Linked DNA regions of Mus musculus: region 1 is linked to region 2. Evidence: chromatin loops called from intact Hi-C (ENCODE). Cell type or tissue: gastrocnemius. All regions are shown on one strand.

The links. Peaks named below come from ENCODE experiments on the same cell type or tissue, not always from the same donor. Only the 100,000 strongest peaks of a DNase experiment are listed, where the experiment ranks them.
Region 1: it touches region 2 in a loop (2.2-fold over the local background); 5 of 42 quality-filtered maps call a loop at or near these places.

What each region holds. Positions count from the first base shown.
Region 1 is chr2:77,081,644-77,089,643 of GRCm38, reverse strand. Ccdc141 (coiled-coil domain containing 141) reads left to right here. Exons shown (of 24, transcript NM_001025576.3): 7 at 380-574. Among named protein-coding and RNA genes, the nearest start is that of Gm39862, 15 kb to the right of the region's middle. In gastrocnemius, a CTCF peak has its summit at 4,816 (motif pointing right); no DNase peak of the experiment used is centred here.
Region 2 is chr2:77,199,241-77,207,240 of GRCm38, reverse strand. It overlaps Sestd1 (SEC14 and spectrin domains 1), which reads left to right. Exons shown (of 18, transcript NM_175465.6): 10 at 913-1,035. It overlaps Gm35266 (a long non-coding RNA gene), which reads left to right and starts at 1,042. Exons shown (of 2, transcript XR_374739.1): 1 at 1,042-1,622; 2 at 2,851-7,644. In gastrocnemius, a CTCF peak has its summit at 3,128 (motif pointing right); no DNase peak of the experiment used is centred here; H3K27ac peaks cover 844 bases.

The DNA.
Region 1 (8,000 bases), 120 kb after region 2:
TTTTAGTTGCTATAACTTGAAGTAACATAGACAAGAAAACTTACAAACAGTACTAATGCATCCCTCATGATTCTGGAAGATTCTGGAGGTTTGAAGACTGAGATTGGGAAGGGACAAGGGTTCCATTGTGATGAGGGCTCTCTCCTGGGTTGCAGACTAACTTCCCCTTGTGTTCTCAGATAGCAGAAAGTGCTATAGAAATACTATCTTTAGAACACAGTTTCTACCCTTTGACCTAATGACTTCCCAAAGCTCCACCTCCTGAAACCATCATATTTGGGGATGCTATGTCAACATTTGGATTTGGGGGACAGAGGCACAAACATTCAACTCATGTCAGAGTCTGTGTGCAGTCACTAAAGAGAATGTTCTCTTGTAGGAATGGGATTCGGCCGTAGAGAAGCTGAAAAGCCAGGCTTTGGGGATTCTATTGTCCAAGGACTTGGCAGGAAAGGAACATCTACAGCTCTCTAACCAGAAACTGAATCGGCTTCAAGAAGAATTTGGAAGACTCATGGTGGAAAGGAAAGCCTGGTTATCGATGGCAAATGACTTTTTTACCAGTGCTAACAAGGTCAGTGTAAGGCCAAGTTGACAATTGTAGGGACTCAGTCTAACCAATAAGAGACCTATTATGTTAGCTGGCCATGGCATGTCATCAACGGCTAACTTTCTGGAAAAGCTAACAAACTGAGGGAAGCACTTCAAAACTAAGAGATTGTGTTTTGATATATAACAAGTAAAATTTTAAAATAACTCCAAAGCCAGGTGTCTTGAACCCTAGGACTCAGGAAGCTGTGGGTTTGAGGTCCAGCTGGTCTGCTTATTCCATGGCAGTTTTACAGTGAGACCTGTCATATATATATAAGACATAAGCAATAACAACAAAATGACTTTTAAAAGGTTTCATTTTAGAGCTACGATTGTCTGTTTGTGATCAACACTCTTCTCTACTTTAAAATGTTTCTCACAGACATGAGGGAATATCATAAAATATATCCAGTTAAAAAGAAACCTTAGCAATGTTGCCAATATGCCCTTTTGTTGTTTGTTTTAAAGAGTAGTTCAGGCTAGCCTCCAACTCCCAATGATCTGACCTTTCTGGGTCCACCTTCCGAGTGCTGGAACTGCAGGCATGCATTACCACACCTTGTTTCTATAACACTGGAAATTTGTGCATGTTCACCCAGCACTCTACCAACTGAGGTACATCCCTGATCCACGTTAAAACACTTTTCTTTCATTTATTAGGTAGAAATACATGCATATTATGTCTTTGAACATAATTTTCATATGAAGCCAGCCCTAAGGTCAGAACTTGCTTCACATCAGACATTTTGCCTTGGTCTTACATTTTTAAGTAAGGCAAGAGGGAGTCCTGACACGGACCATCAGTGGGTCTCCTTGACTGGCTACCTGCCTTCACTGTTGGAGCGGGTGCTCCTGGGGTGGTGATGTTTGTGATTTGTCAGTCAGAAGTTCTTAGGTCAGAGAGTGGAGTCTTTGTGATAGGATTTCTACCTCGCCTTCTGCCCACTACATGAGAGCACCAGAGGTTAGTCTGCAGCCAAGGACATGGCCTTCATCACAGTAGAACCCCCTTTCTTCCTGATTTCAGCTTTCCAGCCTTCAGAGTCATGAGCAATACGTCGCTGTTGTTTATGTGCACAGGTGGTGTTCAGTGTGTGTGGCTGGTGATGTTATTTGAAGGGCTTTGGACCTTTGACACTGTCACATAGACCTCCAGATGCTGCATTGAAATTGCTTGACCAGTGACATATTAGCAATTTAAAGGTAGACAGGATAAAAAGCAGAGGATGGGGGGGGGGAAGCTCCTGGAGGCTTACATTATTGCTCTGGAATCCTTGGAGAATCTGGGTAGTAAAATTCTAAGACAGAGAGGATGGAGTTACAGTAGACCTCTTAAAGAAGGACTCCTTGGCTAATTGAACTTTTGGGGGATTTTACTGTTTTCACGCAAGAAACAGATACAGCGCAGAGCTGGAGATATTGAACTAAGTACATGTTAATTACTCGTTATTTTTCTCTTTAGCAGCCCAATTTTTAGGTAAGAGGTTTTAAAATCTCCACCACACCTTTAATCTACAGAATGAGTTAGCTGTTTCAGGTCAACTCTTACTGGCCGCTAAGGGAAAGCAGAACAGAGTATGTTTGAATAAAACAATGCTTCTAATAGAAGCTTCATAGCTCCCAGCCTTGCAAACACAGATGTTTCCCCTCCTTTTCTCACTCTCTTGTTCTCTCATTGTCTTGGCTTCTCTACAGTCATTATTTGGTACCTTATCATGGCTGTTTATCATCTGACTTTATTCTCAGGCCCCGTGGGAACTTGTAAAAGTTTGAGCAGCTGGGTTGATGGAGGAGAGGAGGAGGAAGCCAAGAAGGAGAAAGGGGAGGACAAGTCAAGAGCAGATACTTTCCGAATCTCATACAAAATGCCAGTCTGGTCTGGAAAACAAAATGCTCACAACCTGAAAGAGTATATTTCTATGTTCCCTGTGTCATCTCATCATTTGTTCAACTGATAAAGTCGACTGACATTGACCAGTCCTCTAGTTTGTGGTCAGAAGGAACTCAGAAAGGCTTAAAGGTCTTTCTTATGTAAGGAAATAATATCCAAACTAAAAACTAGTAACTCAGTGTGAAGGGTGATGGATCTGGGAACTGGGGTGTGGCTAATGGCAGTGTTTGTAGAATGCATGGTTAATTATGCATCCACATGAATGTTCTATGCTATTAAGGGAAAAGAAGTAATGAAACTGTAAAGTGTAAGTCTCTGTAAGCTAAGAACTAAACTCCTCTTATGACTTTTAAGTGATATTTTTCCTCCTGATTCATATTTTAGATTCTCCTTGCCTATATATATATATATATATATATATATATGCAGGAAACTCATCAATAAATCTCTTGAGGGCTGGTTTTAAAAAATTATATTATCAAAAGTCTTTAAAATAATTTTCTAGGCTAGACTTTCTGTATGTACTAGCAAGAAGGGTAGTGCTTAATTTACATCATCAGTTGTTTATCTCAGAAGTGCTATGTTTTTCCCTTTGAAAATTGCCTGTGACATGTCTGGAGGATGCTGGGCTTCCTTGCTGTGTGGACTTCTGTTTGTAGGTGAGGCCATGCTCCCAAGCACTGAGGACTTGGTTTCTCCGACTTTCAGGCTCTGAGGCTGTCCTTCCAGGGAGGCTGGCAGCAGATGCATAGGTTACGGGTCAGCATTGACTGATGACCCAGCAGCAACAAACTAGCTGGGTGACACCATGCAAATGAGCTCTGTGTGTCCAGTTCCAATATGGCTGATGTCCACAGAGGAAGGGGTGAGGAGAGGAACTCTCCACTCAGGGAATCTGCTGGTCTATAGCAAGCAGTAAGCAAGCCTGCTTTTTGTCTCAGTGGGTGATATAACCTCTGATTGGGAAGGCTGCTAGCTGCAGAGCCTACACTGAGAAAGGTGACATGCTAGAGAGGTCAGGTCCTTTATTCTTGGCATACAAGACAGAGGGGCAAGAGAGCACACAGGCAAGCGTGCCTGTTAGTGCTGTGAGGGACAAAGAAGCCTCTGCCTGAGAGCTCTTTCCCCACAGAGATGTGAATTAGAATCTCAGTAAACAAACTCATTGGCTGAAATTATTCATGTTATGTCAAATGCCACTAAACAGAACATGCTGGGGCGGTGAGCAAATGAGCCACTGGGATGTGTGAATGCCAGCTTACTAAAGAGTGAGATAGCGGCTTTAAAATGTCCTCTGTGAGGACTGAAGGGTAAGAGCACCTGCTGCACCAATGCAAGGAGTCCAGATCCCAGGGTTTTCCTAAGAAGCCGTGCATAGTCCTGTGCATGCCTGGAGCTTCAGCATTATGGAAGGCAGAGATAGCAGGATAATGGGAGCTTGGTGGCTGACTGTTTGGCTCTGAGTACCTTGAGAGACCTTTTCTTGGGGAATGGGGCAGAGAGGGACAGAGTGGGAAGTCTGACAACATTCTCTGACCTCTACACATCCATCTTCACATGTGTGCCTGTACACCACCAGCATTACTACCCCTACCCCTCACTCCCAACACACCACCATCACCACACCCACACATCACTGCACCCCACACCCTTCACACATCACCATGACAACTATGACCACCACCTTACCACCATCACACACACACACACACACACACACACACACACACACCACACCACCACTACCATCACATACACAAACACCACACCACCACCAACATCACACACATACATGTACACACACATACACACACACACACACACACACACACACCACCACCACTACCACCACCACCATCACATGCACATACATACAAACACACACACGTACCACTACCACCACCACTGTCACACATACATACACACACTCCACCACCACCACACCACCACCAAAGTCACTGAATAAGCAGTGTAGTAAATCCACAGCAACAATTCCTCCATCTTTAAACATTTCTGTATTTAGTGAATATTTATTGAACAACTTCTCTGTGACAGGCTCTGTTCCTAATCCTGAGGATAATATGCAGAAAGTCTATTGGTCAGTATATTTCCAAATTTTGAGATCCAGTAAGCTGTAATGATCCCTTAACTGTCCACACTGAGAACAAATTCCCCAATGCCTTTGTCTCATGACTTCAGTAACCCAGCTGATACCTTGTAATTTGCTTAGGAGTTTGGGACAGTTACTCAGAATTAGTGAGTCTGTTTCTCAAGCAGAGAAAATGTGAGCATTGTATTGCTCTGGAGAGCTGGCTGTTTGAATCTGGACTTAGCAGCAGGTGGCAATATTGAGACATGGGCCTTGAGAATGTTGCTATGTTTGTCCTAGACCAGACTCTAAAACCCACACAGAGATTGAACTGGGCTACTTAAGGAATTGATATACCTCCTTTTCAGAGTTTCCTACTGTATTTGGTGAACCCATTTGTTGAATCATTCAGCAACAAATTAACTAGTATTGTTGATGGTACCACCACCATCACCGTGAGTATGAGCTGACTGGAGAAGAGTCCGTCTCTCTGAATTGTATCTTCATAGCTTGAAATGTGAGCATCATATCTGTTACAGAACATTCCTTGATCCCTCCAAGTTTTCATCCTTCTCAGTTGTGGCTTATCATGTGTGCTATATTTCCAGCATTTTCGTGGACTTGTATTAATATCTGTAGACCATCCAAGACACAGTTACAACTGTTTGGGGTTTGTGACTGACTGGAGCAAGGATGAATATCTAGCGTCTTTCAAGATCAGAACAGCATGCACTTTTTATTTATGCAACAGTCATGACTGAACCCAGATCTGTCAAGCGTGGCCCTTGGGTTATCAAGTTTCTTGCCCATACCTTCTGTTCCCAGGCACGTGATTTCTCTGAGGGAAGCAAGTAGAAAAGATGAGGCCAAGTCTATATCATGAACATGGTCTGATCTTCAGATGGTCAGTATGAATGCAAAGGTGAAGTGAATTTTGGGGCATTCAAAGAAACCCCTAAGTATTCATAGGAAATGAAGTGACATGGCTTCCATCGCTTCCCCATCCCGACTGCAAATGTGGTGTCTCAGACAGTGTGGTTGCTTTTCAAAACAATTACAAGACAGTAGTGCCTGAAGCCACATTTCTGTTTGACATAAAAGCAAAATAATTAAGCATGACATTTGCTGTACTTTTTCCATTTACATATTCCTCATTTACCACTTAAAATACATGCATTTTAAGCACATTGGTAGAAAACAATTACAATGCTCTAATTATTGAACAGATTCAAAGAGGAAACATGCCCAGATAGAGAACCTAAAAAATATTATTGAGAAAGAATTTCTTAAAATGATGTAAATAAAAATCTGGAAATTATACTAATTGTTAGAGATTTTTTTTAAAAGTTAGATTTAGCTGTTTAATTCTTGAGCACTGTGTCTCAGAGTCCTCTTTTTAAAAGATTTAAGTAAGTGTATGTACGTGTGTGTGTGTGTGTGTGTGTGTGTGTGTGTATGTATGTGTGTGTGTGCACATGAGTGTAGGTGCCAGAAAGGGGGATGATATCCCCTGGAGCTGGAGTTGTAAGCAGTTGTAAGCTGCCGGACATGCATCCTTGGGAACCAAAGTCCAGTCCTCTGGAAAGGCAACACAGGCCCTTAACCACCAATCCATCTTTCCAGCCCCGCGGATTCCTATTTTAAAAAGCCACTTCTTTTCTCTTATAAATAACTAGAACAGTTGCTTTCCCATCTAGCTTCTTACATCCTGAATAGTATATGGTATTCCTGCTGATTCTCAGTGTCAGATCGGTACTTGAGTGAAGCCAGTGACAGGCATGGTCTCAGCCTTCTGGTCCCTCATGGGGAATTTATAAGACAGAATGGTGAACAGTAGGAAAGCCATGATGGGTTAAGCCCAATGCAGTGGGGAGCACCGACCAGAACCTTGTCAGGAAAAATGTATCAAGGAAGATAACCACTGAGTGGAGCTAGGAAGGATGACACACAAGGAAGGGGGAAAAATGCTGGAAGATGCAAAACCAGCCATACTTGGGAGGTGTAGGCTAAGTCATTGCCTAAGGTGTGGAGGGATACAACTCAGATCAGATGTGAAGAGTGTCAGAAACAATAGAGAGAGCCAGAGTTCATTGAGGTGTGTGTGTGCTCACAATGTATAGTAGTGTACATACAATGCATAATACTGTTATTATATATCATCTACTATAGAATATATAAGAAAATATTTAAGAACTTGAAAAGGTTATCTTAAGTCGAATCTCACCCAAATAATTGATGATGATATCTTCATTTACTCTACCTGCCTTCTGTCCCTCCGAGAGAATAATGAATATGGGTTAGAACCTTTGACTTTAAAGCTCAGAGGCCAGGTTGTTCCAACCTTAGCATATGGTCAATGAAGGTGGGCAAACTGTTCGTACAGAAGTATTAAATAAATACCTGATTGAAAAGTATGGAAAGTCTTTAACATCATTCATCACAAGATCGCTAAACCCGGTTCAGGTGTAATCATCTGATTGTCAAGATATTCAATTTGGGGTCCTACGACTCAATAGTAGTGTGTTTGCCTGGTGTCTGTGAGGTCCTGGATTCTACCTCCAGTGCTGCAAATACAAATAGAGATATTCCTTTTCCTCCTACTTACCAGTAAGCATTTTTTCCAGTAATTTTCCAGTAATTAATAGTAAGTAAATCTGTCAGTGGACCTTTAAGTCATGAATATGTCCACTGGATGTCCTTCCATGTGTTCTTCCACATGACTATAGATATCTTTTGGCGGTGAACATATTCAGCCTTGTGGCAGTCATTTCTCAGTAGATTTATTTTTCTTTGCCCAATTAAAATTCCTTGAGGCTAAGAAGCATGTCTATCTCACTGTGTATTTACCCAAACAGTCTGGTGCCTTCTAATTAATTATTCGAGCCACTGAAAGCACGAAATACAAACTGTAGAGTGGCTGATCTGCTGGAGACTAGGTTTCTGAGCATGAGAGCTCTTAACTTCTTCAGAGCTGCTGTGGCTACTTGTAAGACACCGTCAAGACAAGACCTGCTGGCTGTTGATATTTTCTCATAATAGAGGAAACAAATGTCATTGGCCCCTCACCTGGAGTTCCAGTCATTGCTTCTGGTACTTAGATAATATAATTTGCCCCTACATGCACATAGTCTCATCATCTCAGGAGGAGCTAGAGAATATAGTGTGTGCAGCAAGTTAATTGAAGGGAAGAGTCCATCTCTTAAGCTATGGGAAGGTTGCCATCTATGCTGTGGTAAGACTCTCCATTGAGGTGGCAGATTTGTGGTCACCCATGCTCCTATATGTAACTCCTAGTCCATGTTCTGTAAATAAGCCCAACAAACTCATTGGTTTCCCAGGTTGGACCTTGAGTGAATCTACTTCAGTCTGTCATATACAGTATAAGTAGACATTCGTTCCCATCTCCCTAAGAAAAGTTCATACAACAAA
Region 2 (8,000 bases):
CTTGGTAATGTTGCTTCTACTAAAATTCACCCAGAGCCAGGTCTGAACTGTTACTATCTGGTGGAATACAAAGTGGGGCATCTTTCAGTTCCGTGAGTCATGAGGGAGCATGAACCTGTGATGCTAGAGTGACTCATCTACCCCAGATGGTTCACACCTGCCTCTGTGACACTGCAGATGAGGACTGGGTCCCACCATCCTGGTAAACTATAGATTCCCCTAATAGTCACTTGAGCAGAGTTTGTGGGGCTTCTCCTCAGAAGTCTAGATGTCTAGTTTATCCTAGGAAGACACCTAGAACATATTAAAGTAGTCTTATTCTGTAGTTTGTTCAGTAGTATTTTCACTTTGTTACTTAACTGTTTTTAGGGCTTTGGAAAGAACATCCCGCTGAATCCTCCCTTTGGTCCTGGTTTTCAATAGTATGTTGTTACCTTGAACAAGTTACCTAGTTGCTGAGACTCAGTTTTCTGAGGTGTTAGTTAAAACCTTTGACCAATATCATTCCTGACGTCCTTCCCAACCCTAAATCCTGTAGTTCTGGGTCTCTTAACCTAAGCAGAATTTAACCCTCTTTAGTAGAAGCAGCTCAGTGTTCTCTCTTGTTGGTTTTTTACTTGTTATTTTTCCCTCAGCCTGGCAGATAGTCAGATAGCTGAAAGCTAAGTGCTAGCTACAGTGTCCATTTTTCCAAGTTCAGGTTTCTGGTAGTGATACCCCAGTGTAAATATGTGATTCCAGATGAGACGTTTACTACATGTGATTTTTTAAATATTTAATAGATATTTAAATAGAACTTAAATGATTTAAGTTATAAACATTCGGAGAATTCAGGAATTTGGGGACGGGAAGCTAATGAGAATGAAAATCTTAAAGCTTTTGGTTATTCTCATCTTACCTTTTCATTTGTAGGTTGTGAACTGGCTTGAAGGGCCTGGATCTGAGCAACTGAGAGCACAGTGGGGCATTGGTGACTCGATCAGGGCCTCCCAGGCCCTGCAACAGAAGCATGAGGAGATCGAGAGCCAACACAGCGTGAGTGAGGAGCTTTCCCTTGGCCGTGGCAGCACTAGTAGCTGGGTGGGACTGAGTGCTGTGTGCTGGGTTGCTTCCAGTGTTGGTGTAGGGTATGGAGTGCTTATGTTGAGTGCTTAGAGGTCTGAAAGTGACCTTGATGGCTGAACTATTATCAGTGCCAGTTTGGGCCTGATTCCCATACAGTTCCATTACTTGGTTAAAGAAGCACAATTTGGATGACATTTACAGTGTCAGGGAAACGGCGACTTAAAAATACAGAACCTTTGCCAATAGTTCCTGAGATGGAAACTTCTGGGTTTAATTGTTGTTGTTTCAGCAAGTATTAATCATATAGAATAATGGGTTTCAATTGTGAAATTTTTATAGTTGTATATCAAATGATCATATTCACTTCCCCTTTCAAACCCACAGTTGTTACCACCCCCACCCCATCCCATTTCCCCTGGTCCCTTTCCTTTTTCAAGTGGCATTTCTGTGGTCCTCAGAGAGAGGGCCTTTGCTGCTCTTGCTGCTCTCCTGGGAATATGCAGTGGGATTATACACTAAGAGCCACACCACCGCCATCGTTAAACACAGGAGATCAGGTATACGTCAGGCAATAAATGAATCCCTAAGCTGGTTGTAGAGAATAAGGACTAAAAAGAATTTAAAACGTAAAACTTGGCAAGTGGAGGAGTTCAGTATTGTCTGGGTTCTGCTGTGGGGCAGTCAGCCTGGCTTCAGCGTGGAAGTCACGTTCAGTTTGGGAGGAAGACACTCAGTTTTCTCAAGCCATGACATTTACGTTGATTTTAAGTAGACTTAATTTGCATATTCTTAGAATATCTTCAAAAACTTGTCAGTAATAATAATGTTGGACTCACAAGAAACTTAAAAATGAAGTCCTATAGTTGAAAGCATATATGTTTTAATGCATTTCACAGTTTCCAGCATGGATCTCTCTTTTATGGTTAAATGAAGTTGTTGTGGATAATTTATATTTAACTTATAAGCCCTGTTCCTGAGGTTATAATCTGTTTAATTCTCTTGGTTTTTGTTTTTTGGTTTTTGTTTTTTTTTTTTTACATGTTATAGTACTAACTAGTTTGTCTCTAATTTTGATTTAATTTTTGGTAGTGATTTGGTTTGTAGGAGCTGTATGGATTATTCTGGAATGCATTATTACAGTATAACTGGATTATATAATTTGTTTGCTTATTTAGTTCTTAAAATCAGTATGTGGCATAGAGCATTCCTGACTTTATCTGAAGAGAACTTAATTATGCAAGTGAGGGTTTGTGATGTGAGAATCTGAAGACATTTGTGTTTTGTTATTTAAAAAAAAAACAAGAAAAACACTTATAGGTAGAAAATGGGTTATACACAGACCATGTATAAGTTCACATTGGATTGAAAAACACATTGCATGTTTCATGAAGTGTGGATAAAGGTGCAGGTTACACACAAAGGTATACCTGTGTAACGCTGTCTTTACATTACTTTAAAGAAGCAGTGTACTATGGAGTCTGTGTGCTTCAGCATACTTTTGTGTGCTGAAATGTTTGCAGAACTTCTAAACTGGAAAGGACCCCCAGCTGGGGTGGGGATATCTAGAGGAAGATTCCTCGGTGCAAACACTGCTGACAGACAGACAGACAGACAGACAGACAGACAGACATGCTTTCCTCATATCGTAGTGGATCTCTGGGCTCCATGTGGTCCTATCTGTGTCTTCTCTTAGAGAAGTCACTCAATTTAACGAATAAACCTAAGAGAGAGCGTGTTCTTCGTCATGCCCTAATTCTCATGCTGTTGGTGTTTGCGGACTTGCAGAGACAAATTGACGTCTTCACTCCTAGTCCTGGAGGAAAACACTGATGGCTCCCCACGGATTGCGCTGAAGTCGTGTGTGCTGGTTGGGATTCATTGCATAATTGGGAAGTGTGGAAAGACTGGGTGGGAGTCGGGATTAAATGGAGTCAGCCACAGGTTGGAAACAGCTAAAGCTTGGTGGATGTGGACTTTTATTATTGTGTTGGGTTGCACTTTGATTAGATTTGAAATTCTCCCTTGTAAGGTTTAAAAAGAGGATTGAACTATTTTAACCAGTAGGTGGCACTGCACCGTTGACTTGTGAAAAGGTTGGTTGATAATAAATGTGCTAACTTATGATATTTAAGGTTCTAATATTTAGTATTTTATTCAAGACTTTCTTAACTGAGTGTGGTACAGCATGCACCTATAGAGAATTGCCCTAACTTTGAAGCTAATCTGGTCAATATAGCCAGTTCTAGACCATCCAGGACTACATAGTGAAACTGTCTTAAAATCAACCAACCAACCAACCAACCAACCAACCAACCAAAAACCCAATAACAAAATTGAAACTCTTGTTTGTTCTTTGTAAATAAGATCCAACAGCTGGAAGCATTTATTGGTGTTTCTCAGGTCTTGTGAAGTAATGGCAAAATTTAGTATTGATAGCTAACAAAGATAGAATTTAGAAATGTTTAGTATACTATTTGCCTTAAATTACAATGTCAAGCATTAAATTCAAACTTCACATAAAAGCATAATGGAGAATTAAAACTACAAACTCAATACGTTTGGCTGTTTAGGATTAGTATAAAGAAGAATGAAACTTCTACTAACACGCAGCTCTTTGCAAGGGATATGGTGTAGAAATTCATTTAGCTTTTTAGTACAACAGAGAAAATAGTAAGGAATGTGATGGTGGTTATAGAATCTGATAACAAATTTTAAAATCTTTTAGTTAAATCTTGGTGTGGTGTTGCATACCTAAAATCTCAGAACTTTAAGGCAGGAGAATTACAAATCGGAAGACTCAAAACATTAAAAAAATTTTTTTTAAAAATTAGTTCAATAAAAGTCTTTTGTAGGTTGGTAGAGGCAACTGAAGCAGGAAACCTGTGGTAAGCGTATGGAGTGTGGTCTGTGAAGCCTGTTTAGCATTCTGTCAGGATCCTGGCCATAGAGGCCACATGTATGGCCTGGTGTGTACCATCTGATAGGAACCAGTAGTACATTTCCTCTTGATCCATCCTATGTGAGAGTCACCTTGGTAGCCTGACCTGGCCCTGTTTCTTTCATTTACATTGGGATGCTTTTCTTGGTACAGCTGTTGTAGATGTTCAACATTCCAGCAACACCCCACTGTCCAAACACTGGCAGCTAAGACCTTAAGTCTTGGTGCTGCAGAGAAGACACCCATGCTCATTGTCTGACTGTCTTGTGCTGCAAAGAAAACACTCATGCTCATTGGCTGACTGTCTTAGGGCTGCACACTCATTGACTGACTGTCTTAGCGCTGCAAAGAAGACACTCATGCTCATTGGCTGACTGTCTTAGCGCTGCACACTCATTGACTGACTGTCTTAGTGCTGCAAAGAAGACACTCATGCTCATTGGCTGACTGTCTTAGGGCTGCACACTCATTGGCTGACTGTCTTAGTACTGCAAAAAAGACACTCACACTCATTGGCTACTGTATCTTTGTTCAAGCCCCAAATCTTGTGCTTTTTCAATTCACCATACTTAATCTTATTCCATATAACAGATGTATAAGCTGGATAGATCAGGTGAATGAAAGGCAGTCTGCTCACCTAAGGGAACATACACCATACTCCCCTCTGTTGTAGGAATAAACACTTTAATTGACCTTCAGTGCATATTATAGACTATCCCGGTCTCCATGACTCATCCTAGACAGGCCAATGTATCTTTAGGACAACCTCAGTTATAGAAATCAATAAAATCTGTATCTCTAATCAAGGTATTAATTTTTGAGACACAGCAGTTCTTGTGTTATATTTACATCCTTGGTGAGATATACCTTGTATACCCTGGGGCCCCACAAAAGAGTTTAAACCTTCTGATGAGCACCAAGCGAAGTGAAGCTTGAAGTTCTCAGTGAAAAATTATTTTCTAGAAGGCTAACCCCTTAATGTATTGTTTTGCTTAAAATCATTGCAACTTCTTTTTCAGGAAGTAGACACATTTCTTCAGAATACTAACTAAATTTCTAAGTGCTATAAATAAGGCAGTGAAATCACAGTCTATTTGGGAACATGACATCAATTTTCTCTGAGATTCCTTTCACATTAAAACAGCCATTCTTGGGCTGGTGAGAAGGTGCCTGCTGCCAAGCCTAATGAGCTGAGCTGTGTCAGAGGTACTCATGTGGTGGAAGGAGAGAAACTTCTCCTGAAGGTTGTCCTCTGACCTGCCCCCATGCTGCACATTAGCACATAAGACACACAGTGTAAAATAAGATGTTGACATCTACTCTCCATTAGCCATCGCAATAACTTTTTATTTGTAAAATTCCTTAAAAACTAATTATGTTTCTAACATAACCAATAAAATAGGAAGACAATTCTTATCACCACCATTAATGCAACAGTAACTTGACCTCAACAGTTTTGACAGTCTAGGCATAGAGATCTTTGTTGTGTGGCTTCTCATATGTATTACTGCTGTGTGTTAGTCATGCTAACCCAAACATTTCCAGACATTTGCAAAAAATCATCTCAGGTAGGTATACTTAATTTAATACCAAGTCTGAAATGTCTATTATATTTTTTATATTTATTCAGTGTGAGTTAATTGTGTGCATTGTTCTGAATTCTTGAGTTGTAGCAAAGTCTTGCCATATAGAATTTACAGTTAAGTCAGGAGCGATGGGGAGTAGAGAGCAATGAAGAGGTGTGGTATTGAGGCAAGGCCTCTCTGAGGAGATGGCACTCAGTCCCTGAGCCTTGAAATGTGGTGAAGGAGGAATTCAAGCTCACACTCTGTGCTGGAAGCTGCTGCTGCAGAAACATGATGGAGGTGGGATGTCGGTGTTGCCAGGGAACGGGGGAACAAGGTGCAGGCAGAGGCCCAGTGCTGAGGGCGAGTCTGCACAGGACTGTAATGCCTTTCAATCTGTAAGAAGCACTTTTTGAGCATAGACTAGTGTGGAGTTTGAGGTAATAAAAATGAAAGAGTAGAGACTACGAAAGGAGGGAGGCAGCAGACTGATGAGCTGTTGAGTCATGGGGTGGAGCCTGGGGCCTGGCTGGTGGAGGAGCTAAGCCTTGGAGTCTCTGGTGGGTGTGGCATGGTTGGTTTCAGAAGAATGGTAGTGCAAAATTAGGGCAAACTTCTTAGGAGAAATTTGATTAGGAAAAGTTCAAAAGTTCAAAAGAGAATAGTAAGTGAGATAAAATGAGTATTGAAAACCCCTAGAAGAAAGGTGTGTGTGTGTGTGTGTGTGTGTGTGTGTGTGTGTGTGTGTGTTAGTTATAGACATGCATTTGTGTACAGGTGTGTATATATGTTCAAGTTTGTGTGTGCACATATACATGTATGTGTGATTTAACTTAAAACATTAAGGTATAGAAAACCTAAAATGTGCTTTTAAATATATTTCAGCTGATGTACATGCGGATGAAAGTAATCCAATTGAAAAAGCTTTGGTGGGTGATACAGACAACATAACTGCAGAGGCAAAGCTCTGTGTCTGCAACAGTGGACTGGCTGCAGAGTGCTGGACCCAGCTGCTCATAGGGTGCAGGGCTTTGTGTCTGCAGCAGTGGACTGGCTGCAGAGTGCTGGGCCCATCTGCTCATAGGGTGCAGGGCTGTGTGTCTGCAGCAGTGGACTGGCTGCAGGGCGCTGGGTGTGGCGGCCCACAGGGTGCAGGGCTCCAGAATTGCTCACAGGTTCTCATGAGATGCTTCTGGTTCTTCCAGTGAAGCAAGGAGTAATATCTTAGGAACTGTATGTTCTCTCTCAGCCTGCTTATGGTCAGTAAGTGGGAGGCAAGTGTGTGTGCAGCGTGTGAAACAGAGTGTGAGATCATGAGGGGAAACAAGATAAGATGCATGTAATGCAGCGGTGGAAAGGAGAGTGCGAGCAAGCGCGTGTTTTGGGGGAGCACAGGCACAGTGCCAGAGATGTATGGAAAAAAGAGGAAAGAAGAGTAAAACTAATTTTTCTTTGAAAATGACATTTCAGAATAAGGCTTAATAGGTTTTTTTCTAAATAATAAAACTTTGAAGTCTTTGATATGATCAAGGCACAGAGTAAGATATGTAAACGCATGTATCCTGCCATTCACTACCCAACAGTGTGGAGTGGGGGCAAGCATTGAAAATGTATTTTCCTTTATGTTGCATAAACATTGACTGAGCAATGTGACGTTGGTAAGCTATAGAATCTGTGGAACATCATTGTGTTATGTGTTATGCTACTGACCACAGTTGTATAGCACATTGCTGTAGTACCATAGTCACATGAGCTGGTATAGTTGCAGTAGGCAGAGAAGCCTGGTTCTAGGTTGTGATAGGTACATGTATAGAAAGAAGCCTGTATGGGTCTAAATGGAAGTAGTGTGAGTCTGTGACCCAGGATAGAGGGAAGGGCAGGAGGCTGCCAAGCTCTGGGCAGTAAACCTGCTGACATGGGTTGGTGGACCCCATAGAATTGTAATGTTAACATGCTAAAGGCAGACAGTTGGGATCAGTTCTTGGAGGTCAGAGAACAGGATTCATGAAATTGAGGTTTAGGGAGCTGTACAGTAGCAGGCACTCAGCTTTTGTGATGTCTACAATAGGTCAGTAAGATAAAGAGAATAATACAGTTCAGAAGGGAGTCAGGGAGTCACATGAATTCAGGAGTTGGTGTTGGTAGATGTCTACATGGTGGAAATGATGTGAAGAGAAAGCCAAGCCTTTGTGGCATCCCTCTGTGGATAGGGGACCTGAGAAGGCGACATTCAAATTCTGCAGATGCACTGAGGCAGTGCTGAGGTTTGGGGACAACAACAGTCTGGAGGGAATGATGAGGCATGAGCTCACCCAGGTCTTGTGGGATGTTCTTGATAAGAACTACAGTTGGTTTGGGAAAACTCCAAGGGTCCCCGTATTTTCTGAGTGCAAACAGGCTTCCCTTAGAGCAGGGAAGAAGGAAGGGCCACT